Linked DNA regions of Homo sapiens: region 1 is linked to region 2. The links are chromatin contacts, found by Hi-C in ENCODE. All regions are on one chromosome and are shown on one strand. Each heading gives the region's core, a stretch centred on a gene start or an enhancer-like site at or near the end of the contact. The rest is flanking DNA. Distances are from core to core; before and after follow the strand shown. Region 1 holds the start of SEMA4C (semaphorin 4C). Region 2 holds the start of TMEM127 (transmembrane protein 127).

Region 1 (4,343 bases), core at 716-3,215, 600 kb before region 2:
CCCCGCTAGTTTTTTTTTTTTTTTAATTTGGGGCTGGGCGTAGTGGCTAATCCCAGCACTTTGGGAGGCCTAAGCAGGTGGACCACCTGAGGTCAGGAGTTCGAGCCCAGCCTGACCAAAACGGCGAAGTCCCATCTCTACTAAAAATACAAAAATTAGCTGGGCATGGTGGCGCATGCCTGGTCAACATGGTGAAACCCCGTCTCTACTAAAAATACAAAAATTAGCCAGGTCTGGTGGCAGGCACCTGTAATTCCAGCTACTTGGGAGGCTGAAGCAGGAGAATCACTTGAACCCAGGAGGTGGAGGTTGCAGTGAGCCGAGATCGCGCTATTGCACTCCCGCCTGGGTGACAGAGTGAGACTCTGTCTCAAAAAAAAAATAATAATAATAATTTCTTTTGTAGAGACAGGGTCTCAGTATGTTGCCCTGGCTGGTCTTGAACTCCTGGGGTCAAGTGATCCTCCCATCTCAGCCTCCCAAATTACTTACTTTTTAAAGGGTGGTCATAAGGGTGAAGTAAGAAAATGTACATCAAGACAAGCTGCAAAAATCTAAAGCACAGAACACAAGTGAGGGCACTTGCATCTCAGTTTACCCTCCGCTTGAATAGATACGGGGAATAAACTAAACACGAGGGTGACACACCTTCTCCCACCTTGTCAGCTGAAGCAGGAGGCCTTCCCTGCCCACCCCATGGTCATTATCTCCAGCATCTCCAAGGCCACAGCTTTTTTTCTTTTTCCTAGTGGAAAAGAGCTGGGAAACGTGGCTTTGGCCAGCAAGGGAGAAGGGGCCATTATGTGTACCAGCAAAGACCCGATTGTTACTGAAACCAAACTGGGCTGCTTTTCTCAATTATCTCCACCACTTTTCTGGTCTCCACTTTTCAGATGCCAAGTTTTAACCCAGAACAAAAGCTGCTGTCGGACTGATTTATAATCCAGATCTGCTGACGCAGCCTGAAGTGTTCCTCCCCTCCAGGACTGCACCCTGGCTTAAAGTTACCTCCAAACCTCAGGACGTCAAGCCCCTTCACCTCTGCCTTTTGCCCCTAGCCAGGAGGTAGCATCTGTCTCCAGGTGCCCGTGGGGTGTCCTCCATGAGGACCACCTCTTCTAACCACCTGCCCAGCTCAGAGGACCAGCTGGCAGGAAAGACGCTGCACCGCCCATGAGGCCAGAGCTACAAGTTGCTTCTAGGAGTGGCTGTGGGCGGAGGCTGGTGGTTCTGAAGGTGGCGGTGGTTCTGCAGCGTGGCTCCCCACAGCCCCTTTCATCTGAACAGTAGGGCTCATGCCACTTGTTAATCAGCCTTCCAGTGGCACGAGGAGTCATTTTCTGGGGATAGGCGCTTTGCCCAAAGCGTGAGAAGCAGGAGCAGGCCCTTTCTGTTGATTGAAGGGTCTTCCTGGCTGGTGAAGCCCTTTCCAGACTTGAGGGCAGGGACCAGTGGTCCTCGGGGCCTAGAAAGAGGCAGAATTGGGGGCCAAACGGCAGACCCCTCTGGTCCGCCCCAAAAGACGCCTCGGTTCCCCCAGCGTGCCTCCCCTGGATACTCGCCTCGACGTGGCTCGCCCGCGGTCGTTCCTGCAACTGCACGGTCGGGAGTCCCTCTCCCCAGCCCAGCCCGCCCGGAGTCTTCGGGGGACACTTCAGAAAGATCGGGTGAGTGTGATTCCCCCGTGGCCATACCCGGAGTCCCTCCCCCGCCCCACCTCCCTCCAGGCGCTGTGGCGCAGCCCGCGACTCCGAGCCCCGGGGCTGCTGGACACCCGGAGGGGTTGAGGTCCGGGCACCCAGAGAGGCGGAGGTCCGAGCCCCCGGGCGGAGAGCGGGCGGGTCCACAGGTCGCTGCGGGTCGCAGCCCCCTCCTGAGCGAGCCTTCGCGGCCCGCCCCCGGCCTCCGCTCGACCCCCCCAGCCTGACGTCAAGGGGAAGGGGGCGGAGAGCCGCGGCCGCGCTGGAGAAAGAGCCGGCGCCCGCCGTGGTGGCGCGGGGAGCCCGAGCCTAGGGGCGCGGAGCCGGGCGGGGACGGAGGGGCGGTGGCAGAGAGGCCGCGGAGGGCTGGCGGGCGAGCGCGGGCAGGCGGCGACGCGGGGGCAGGGGTGGACGGCGGTCAGAGCCGAACGCGAGGGCGGCGCCCGGGGACTGGAGCTGCGCGCAATAGGTGAGCGAGGCCGGGCTTGCGTGAGGCTGGAGCCGCGGGGCCCCGGAGCCGCCGCTTTGTCCCTTTGCTTGGGCAGGGGCTGCCGGACGCGGGAGGGACAGGGGCTGGGGCGCGGGGAGCCGCGGCGGCGGAGACGGCTGTACGCGGGGATCCTTCCTGCGACCCCCGCGGCTGCTTCGCAGGGTCTCGGGAGTGGGGCGCACAGCACCTGCAGCCCCGCAGCCCCGGGGCCGGAGGGGCGCGCCAGCGAGGGTTCCTCGCGCGGTCCGGTCCGCGGCCGGGATCCTCGCCAGGCTCCTGGACTGCCCTCGGCGCTCCCACCCCCGATGGAAAGTTTGGGGCGGGCTTGGAGGGAGGCCGATGTTGTGGGATCGGATTTCCCTGCCGCGGCCCCCCGCCCGCCCGCCCATTCCGCTGGGGAGGCGGGTTGTCCCGGAAAGCCAGGCCCCCGGGCCGAGCCGGGCCGCGCCGTCCCCGGCTGGAGCGCTCGCCCTGCAGGGAGGGCCGCGGTCCACGGCTGGCCGCTCGGGGTGGGCGAGGGTGTGGGGTGCCCCGCCTGGATCCCGCACCCCTCCCCCCAACCCCTCCTCCCGGCTGCCCGTTTCCTCGCCCTGGGGGGAGCTGCGGGTGGGAGCACCGCTGCCGGGCGGATCCTCGGAGCACGCCACGGGGTGCGGCCCGATCCTCGGGTAAGGAGCCGAGATGAGGCCGCGGGCGTTTTGGGGGGCTGGTCTGGGGCGCAGCCCCCGCTCTCCCGCGCCGGGGCTCTGGGCCGACAGGGGGCGTCCGCAGGCCGGGCTCGCCACGCTCCCCGCGCCGCCGCTTTGTTTGCGTTCAAATCCCTGGAGCTGGGGGAGGGGAGAACCCGGGGGGACCCGGGACGGGGTCTTGGCGGGGACCCTTTGTTTGGGGGTGAGCAGGTCCCCAGCTTCTGCGTCTCCGCCCCTGGCACGGGAAGGCTGGAGCAGGGGAAGCCAATCCCGCTGGCCCGCCCAGGCCAGGGTCCCTGGGGCGCAGTCCCCGAGTTGGGAAGGTTCGTCAGAGTCGCGGGAGCGCAGCGGGTGCCGGCCGTGCGCGGCGCGTTGCCAGCGGCCCGGGAGGAACCCCCTCGCGTCCCCGCCCCTACCTCCCCCCGTCGCCTGCGCGCGCCGCCGGAGTCCCCGACTCGACCCGAGCTCGGTCCCCCCACCGCCCCTCCGCCAGAGGGCTGGTGTTTCGGAGGAGGCAGTGCGAGGAACAGGATGAGGCCCTGGTCATTTCCACGCCCATCCCACCCACTTCCTGCCTCCCTCTTGGGCAACAAAGGGGCCTCGGGAAGCTGGGCCCCTTCGCTCCCGGCCCTTCTCACACTCCTGCCCTGCTGATGTGGAACGGGGTTTGGGGTTCTGCAGGGCTATTGTCTGCGCTGGGGAAGGGGACAGGCCGGGACCGGGACCTCCGCTCGCAGCCGGCCGCACCAGGTTTCCCCTTTGGGGCTTTCCCGACCGCCTACCCCACCGCATGCCCTCGTCGCCCTAAGGAGTCTTCCTCCCAGAATTAGGTGTTGGCAGGGTCCGGAGCCCCAGTGGCTGCAAGGCCTGCTGCCTGAGGTTCTTTCAAGAAACTCAAACCTCTTAGGCCTGAGTGTGTATGTTGGGCGGGGGTCCCCTTTTTATTTCTCAAATGATTTCCTGTTGCGCAGAGGTAGTGGTGGGTCTGGAGGCCAGGGAGGGCTTCCCGGAGCCTGTTTAGCCTTCAGCCAACTCAACTCCTCCCCGCTTCCCAGGGAGACCTGTGGTCTTTTAGGCAGAGGCCAAGTGTGGGGACTTAGGTCCACCTCCAAAGAGAAGGGGAAGGAGGGCACCGGGGCTCCTGGAAGGCCTGATGAGGAGTCCTGTGGCCTCTCCTGCTGCGGGCCCCTCTGGTTTGCTTTCTCTGGCTGTGATTTCTGACCATGTCTTTTCCCTCAGCAGGACAGCTGGCCTGAAGCTCAGAGCCGGGGCGTGCGCCATGGCCCCACACTGGGCTGTCTGGCTGCTGGCAGCAAGGCTGTGGGGCCTGGGCATTGGGGCTGAGGTGTGGTGGAACCTTGTGCCGCGTAAGACAGTGTCTTCTGGGGGTGAGTGCCTGGAGGGGTGAGGAGGAAGTCAGGGACAGGCTGCTGAGGAGTTGCCCCCATAGTGTGCTGGCTTTAT
Region 2 (3,803 bases), core at 271-2,770:
CTGGGGAGGAAACAGGCAATAATTCTGGTCCCAACCAGCCTGGGTACCTCAAAGTCATCCTGGTTCTTCTTCCAAATGCAAGTGGTAGCATCAAAGCTGGCAGAGGCCAGGTAATTACCGCAGGGGGACCAGGCTACCTTCCGCACGGTGCGCTGGTGGCCTTCAGAAAGGACAGACTTGCAGATCCAGCTGTCACCTAAAGGCGGAGCGCAGGCCAGGCTCTGGAGCTGGGTGCAGCACCATGAAGCCATTCAATATCAGGGGCTAGCACTGGAATCAAGCTAGTGGGGGAAAGCTCAGGGAGTGTATTTCACAGCTTTTACAAAGATGCAAATGAATCTACTTCGTCTGGAAGCTTTTTTTTTTTTTTTTTTTTTTTTTTGAGACGGAGTTTTTGCTCTGATGCCCAGGCTGGGGTGCAATGGCACAATCTCGGCTCACTGCAATCTTCGCCTCCTGGGTTCAAGGGATTCTCCTGCCTCAGCCTCCCGAGTAGCTGGGATTACAGGTGCCCGCCACAACGCCCAGCTAATTTTGTAGTTTTAGTAGAGACGGGGTTTCACCATGTTGGCCAGGCTGGTCTTGACCTCTTGACCTCAGGTGATCTACCCGCCTCTGCTTCCCAAACTGCTAGGATTACAGGCGTGAGCCACCGCGCCCAACCTCTGGAGGCATCTTTCTAAAACAAATCTGATCTAAAATTGCTATTGGTTCCCCAATGCCCTCGGGATAAAATGTGACCATCCAGTCGCAAGTTACTCTGAAGGCCACTTTCCTAACACCTCTCTTTTCCCATTTTCCTGCCTCTGCAGCTAACACAATTCCCTTGACATTTCAGCTTGTCTGCTGACGTTTTTCCTCCCAACAGTCGCAGACTTCTTTGCCTGTAAAGCCCTTCTCGGCGTGGCTAACATCCCACTCTCCCTCCGCCAGGAACAGGTTCAGCCTCCCCTGCAGGCTGAGCGCCTGCACTACGCGCAGGCTGAGCCCTCAGCGCTGAGGGCCGCGCAACCAGGCTGGGCCTTACCCTCCGTGCCCCAGATGCGGATTCTCCGGTCGCCGCCGCACGAGGCCAGCAGGGTCCCCGCGGGGTTCCAGGCCAGGAACCAGCAGCGGGAGTCCGGGTGCGCCGGGACACGGCCCAGCAGCACCAGCGAGTCCTTCATGTCGGCCCGACGCAGGGGGAGGTGGGGGCGGGCAGAGTCCGCTGAGCAGACAGCGGGTCTCACCGCGCGCGTCTGCGTACCGCCCACTCCAGGCTTCCGCGGCCGACAGAGGCTCCCGCTTCCGCCGGAGGACCTGGGTCGCCCCGGAAACTCAACTGCCCACTGCTGCGGCCGCCATACCCTCTGGGAGTTGTAGTCGCTCCCCTCACCTCGGCAGGGAAAGCATCGCGGGACCGCCTCGAACTACCAGTCCCGTGAGGCCCTGCGCAGAGCCGGCGGCGCGCCCAGGCTGTGACGCGCGCGGGGGACGGGGCGGGGAGCCGGAGGAGGCGGAGGCAGAGGAGGAGGAAGCCGGAAGTGCATCGGCCCCGGGTCTGTCCGGGCGTTGCGGGATTGGGGCCTGGGAACGCTCGGCCCCCGGCAGCCGAGAAGCCCGTGACTGGGCTGAGCAGCACCATCCCAGCCCTGGGGCCTGCTGACTGGTGAGGAACAGTGGGCGGCGTGGGGAGGGTCTTTTCTGCGCACAGGTCGCACCCCAAACCGCCGGTCCCAGATCACGGGTCCCCGATCCCCGCGGCCCAGCCCGGTCCTCCGCCCCTCGGCATCCTCTGGCTGAGACCCTGACTCCGGGTCTTTGCTCTAGCAGTAGCCGATCCCCGATCCCTCCGCCCCCCACTCGAGTCTGCCCAGACCCCATCTGGCCCCTGGCCCTCTTCGGTTGTCGTCCCGCAGTCCCATTCCGGAGTCTCCTGTCTCCGCCCCCCGAATTCCCGCAGCCCTCCCCGTCTCCGTCAGCCCCGGGTCCCACCCCCCTATCCTCTGGTGTCAACCCTGACAGCCCAGTCCCGGCTTCACCTGCAGCGAACCCGGAGCGTTGCTATCCTCCACCGGACTGTCAGGCTCTGCGCGCCCCGCGGAGGTCGGCGGCGACCAGCAGCGACTGCGGAGCGACGGCGGGCGGCCCCGGGCATGTACGCCCCCGGAGGCGCAGGGCTGCCCGGCGGGCGCCGGCGGAGGAGCCCGGGAGGCAGCGCTCTGCCCAAGCAGCCGGAGCGTAGCCTGGCCTCGGCCCTGCCTGGCGCCCTGTCTATCACGGCGCTGTGCACTGCCCTCGCCGAGCCCGCCTGGTTGCACATCCACGGAGGCACCTGTTCGCGCCAGGAGCTGGGGGTCTCCGACGTGTTGGGCTATGTGCACCCGGACCTGCTGAAAGGTGAGGGTGCTGCGCGCTGGCCCTTAAAGCCTCGGTGGGGGACAGAATGTGTTCTGGCTGAAGCAGAGATAGCCAGGGACCAGACACTTGGTTGAAGGAAACGGCCCCATAACTGCCTGGTGTTCATGCCCACCAGGTGGCTCTGTTTGGGGTCCGGCCCCTCATTAATTCTGATGTTATTCAGCTAAGCACCTACTCCTCACAGCCATGTTAATCCGGACTGCTGCTATTTTAGGATTCTGCTGGAGGAAGGACGCTGTGTATCGAGAAAAGATAAGGGTGCTAGGTATCACAGTTAGCTGGCCTCTTCTAAGGATCCTGTGAAATACGGAAAAGCTTCTTTGGGGCAGACTGATTAATGGAGAAAAAGGAACTTTTAATATGACTAGGTTTTAAAAGATATCTTAGAGTTCTATGGTAATCGGATGCGTATTAGAGAAGAAGGGAATCTGTGGCATTTTAGGTAATCGGAAGACCGTTCCATTGCCACCCGCAGTACAACAGTCGGAATGTGGCTCTTGGAACCATTATAGGTGTGCCTGACAGAGGCAAGGTTGCTTTGTTCATCATCATGCTTTCCGGCCAGATAGACAGCAGACGATGGGAGGGTCCTATGGGCCCCATAGTTTATCCTGCCCATTCTTGTCTCCAGTAAAAATTGTGAAGTGTGAGGACAGGACTGGACTGTATCACCTGCTTTTTACCCTAACAATGATCAATGTACCCCAAACAGTCCTTAGTAACAGCATAGTTCATCAACCCCAAGGTCTTTTGAGCCATCTTGAAGGTCTTATATCCTCTCTGTGCTATCCTGTCTGTGCTATTCCCTGGCTGTGATGCATTCCAGATGTTTACTGCACCGCCTATCAGAAGCACTTCCTGTTAGATATCTGCGTGTTACCTCCTGAAGAATTCAGGCACTGGGATTTGGTGAAAAGGTCCAAGTTCCCCGCTGTGCATCGGACCATACTCTGCTTCTGCAGGTCTAGGCTGAAAAGCCTCATCCTTGTGGCCAAATGTTGCCTTTCTCTGAGTGTTCTCTTACTGTTTTGCATCTCTCTTGAGTTTTAGAAGCTGTAGGGTGATTTTGTAGAAGGTTGGGGACAACTGGTTGTTTCCAGATTTCACCTTAATGGTACTCTTTGCTGGGTTGGCTCATTAAAGCCAAAGTTATGCACACGACAGAGGCCTTATATGCAGCCTTTTCTCTGTCATGTTGCTAATGGCACAAAGAGCATTAAGCTTGAGTGAGTCTTGGTGGTTTTTCTTTTAGCACATTGCCCTGTACTTGCTTTCTTTGAAGCACACATACCACCTTCCCACCACTAGACCCATCAGATCTAGAAAGCTAGATCTCCGAAATCTAGCACTGCATGGGGTGTGCTTAGCTGTGGCTCAGAAAAATGAAGGATCTCCCCAAGGCT

What was found. A loop is a pair of places that touch in the nucleus more often than their neighbours do. Pooled maps may share reads with other maps.
Region 1: a map of ascending aorta shows a loop between it and region 2 (2.7-fold over the local background). The contact joins the promoter of SEMA4C here to the promoter of TMEM127 in region 2. A Hi-C loop is called at or near these places in 2 of 168 maps with a recorded cell type or tissue (ascending aorta and chondrocyte) and 4 of 50 pooled maps.

The regions. Positions count from the first base shown.
Region 1 is chr2:96,867,702-96,872,044 of GRCh38, reverse strand. SEMA4C (semaphorin 4C) reads left to right here and starts at 1,965. Exons shown (of 15, transcript NM_017789.5): 1 at 1,965-2,169; 2 at 4,122-4,267. The coding sequence starts at 4,159. LOC124908044 (collagen alpha-1(I) chain-like) reads right to left here and starts at 3,671. Exons shown (of 3, transcript XM_047446878.1): 1 at 3,627-3,671; 2 at 3,296-3,460; 3 at 922-3,017. The coding sequence starts at 3,671. The coding sequence ends at 2,010. RefSeq lists silencers at 1,643-1,932, 1,973-2,072, 2,103-2,172, 2,193-2,292, 2,613-2,772 and 1 more.
Region 2 is chr2:96,263,714-96,267,516 of GRCh38, reverse strand. TMEM127 (transmembrane protein 127) reads left to right here and starts at 1,520. Exons shown (of 4, transcript NM_017849.4): 1 at 1,520-1,648; 2 at 2,005-2,379. The coding sequence starts at 2,136. It overlaps CIAO1 (cytosolic iron-sulfur assembly component 1), which reads right to left and starts at 1,292. Exons shown (of 7, transcript NM_004804.3): 1 at 1,028-1,292; 2 at 48-196. The coding sequence starts at 1,166. RefSeq lists enhancers at 1-103, 701-980, 1,211-1,400 and silencers at 1,631-1,680, 1,691-1,900, 1,951-2,260.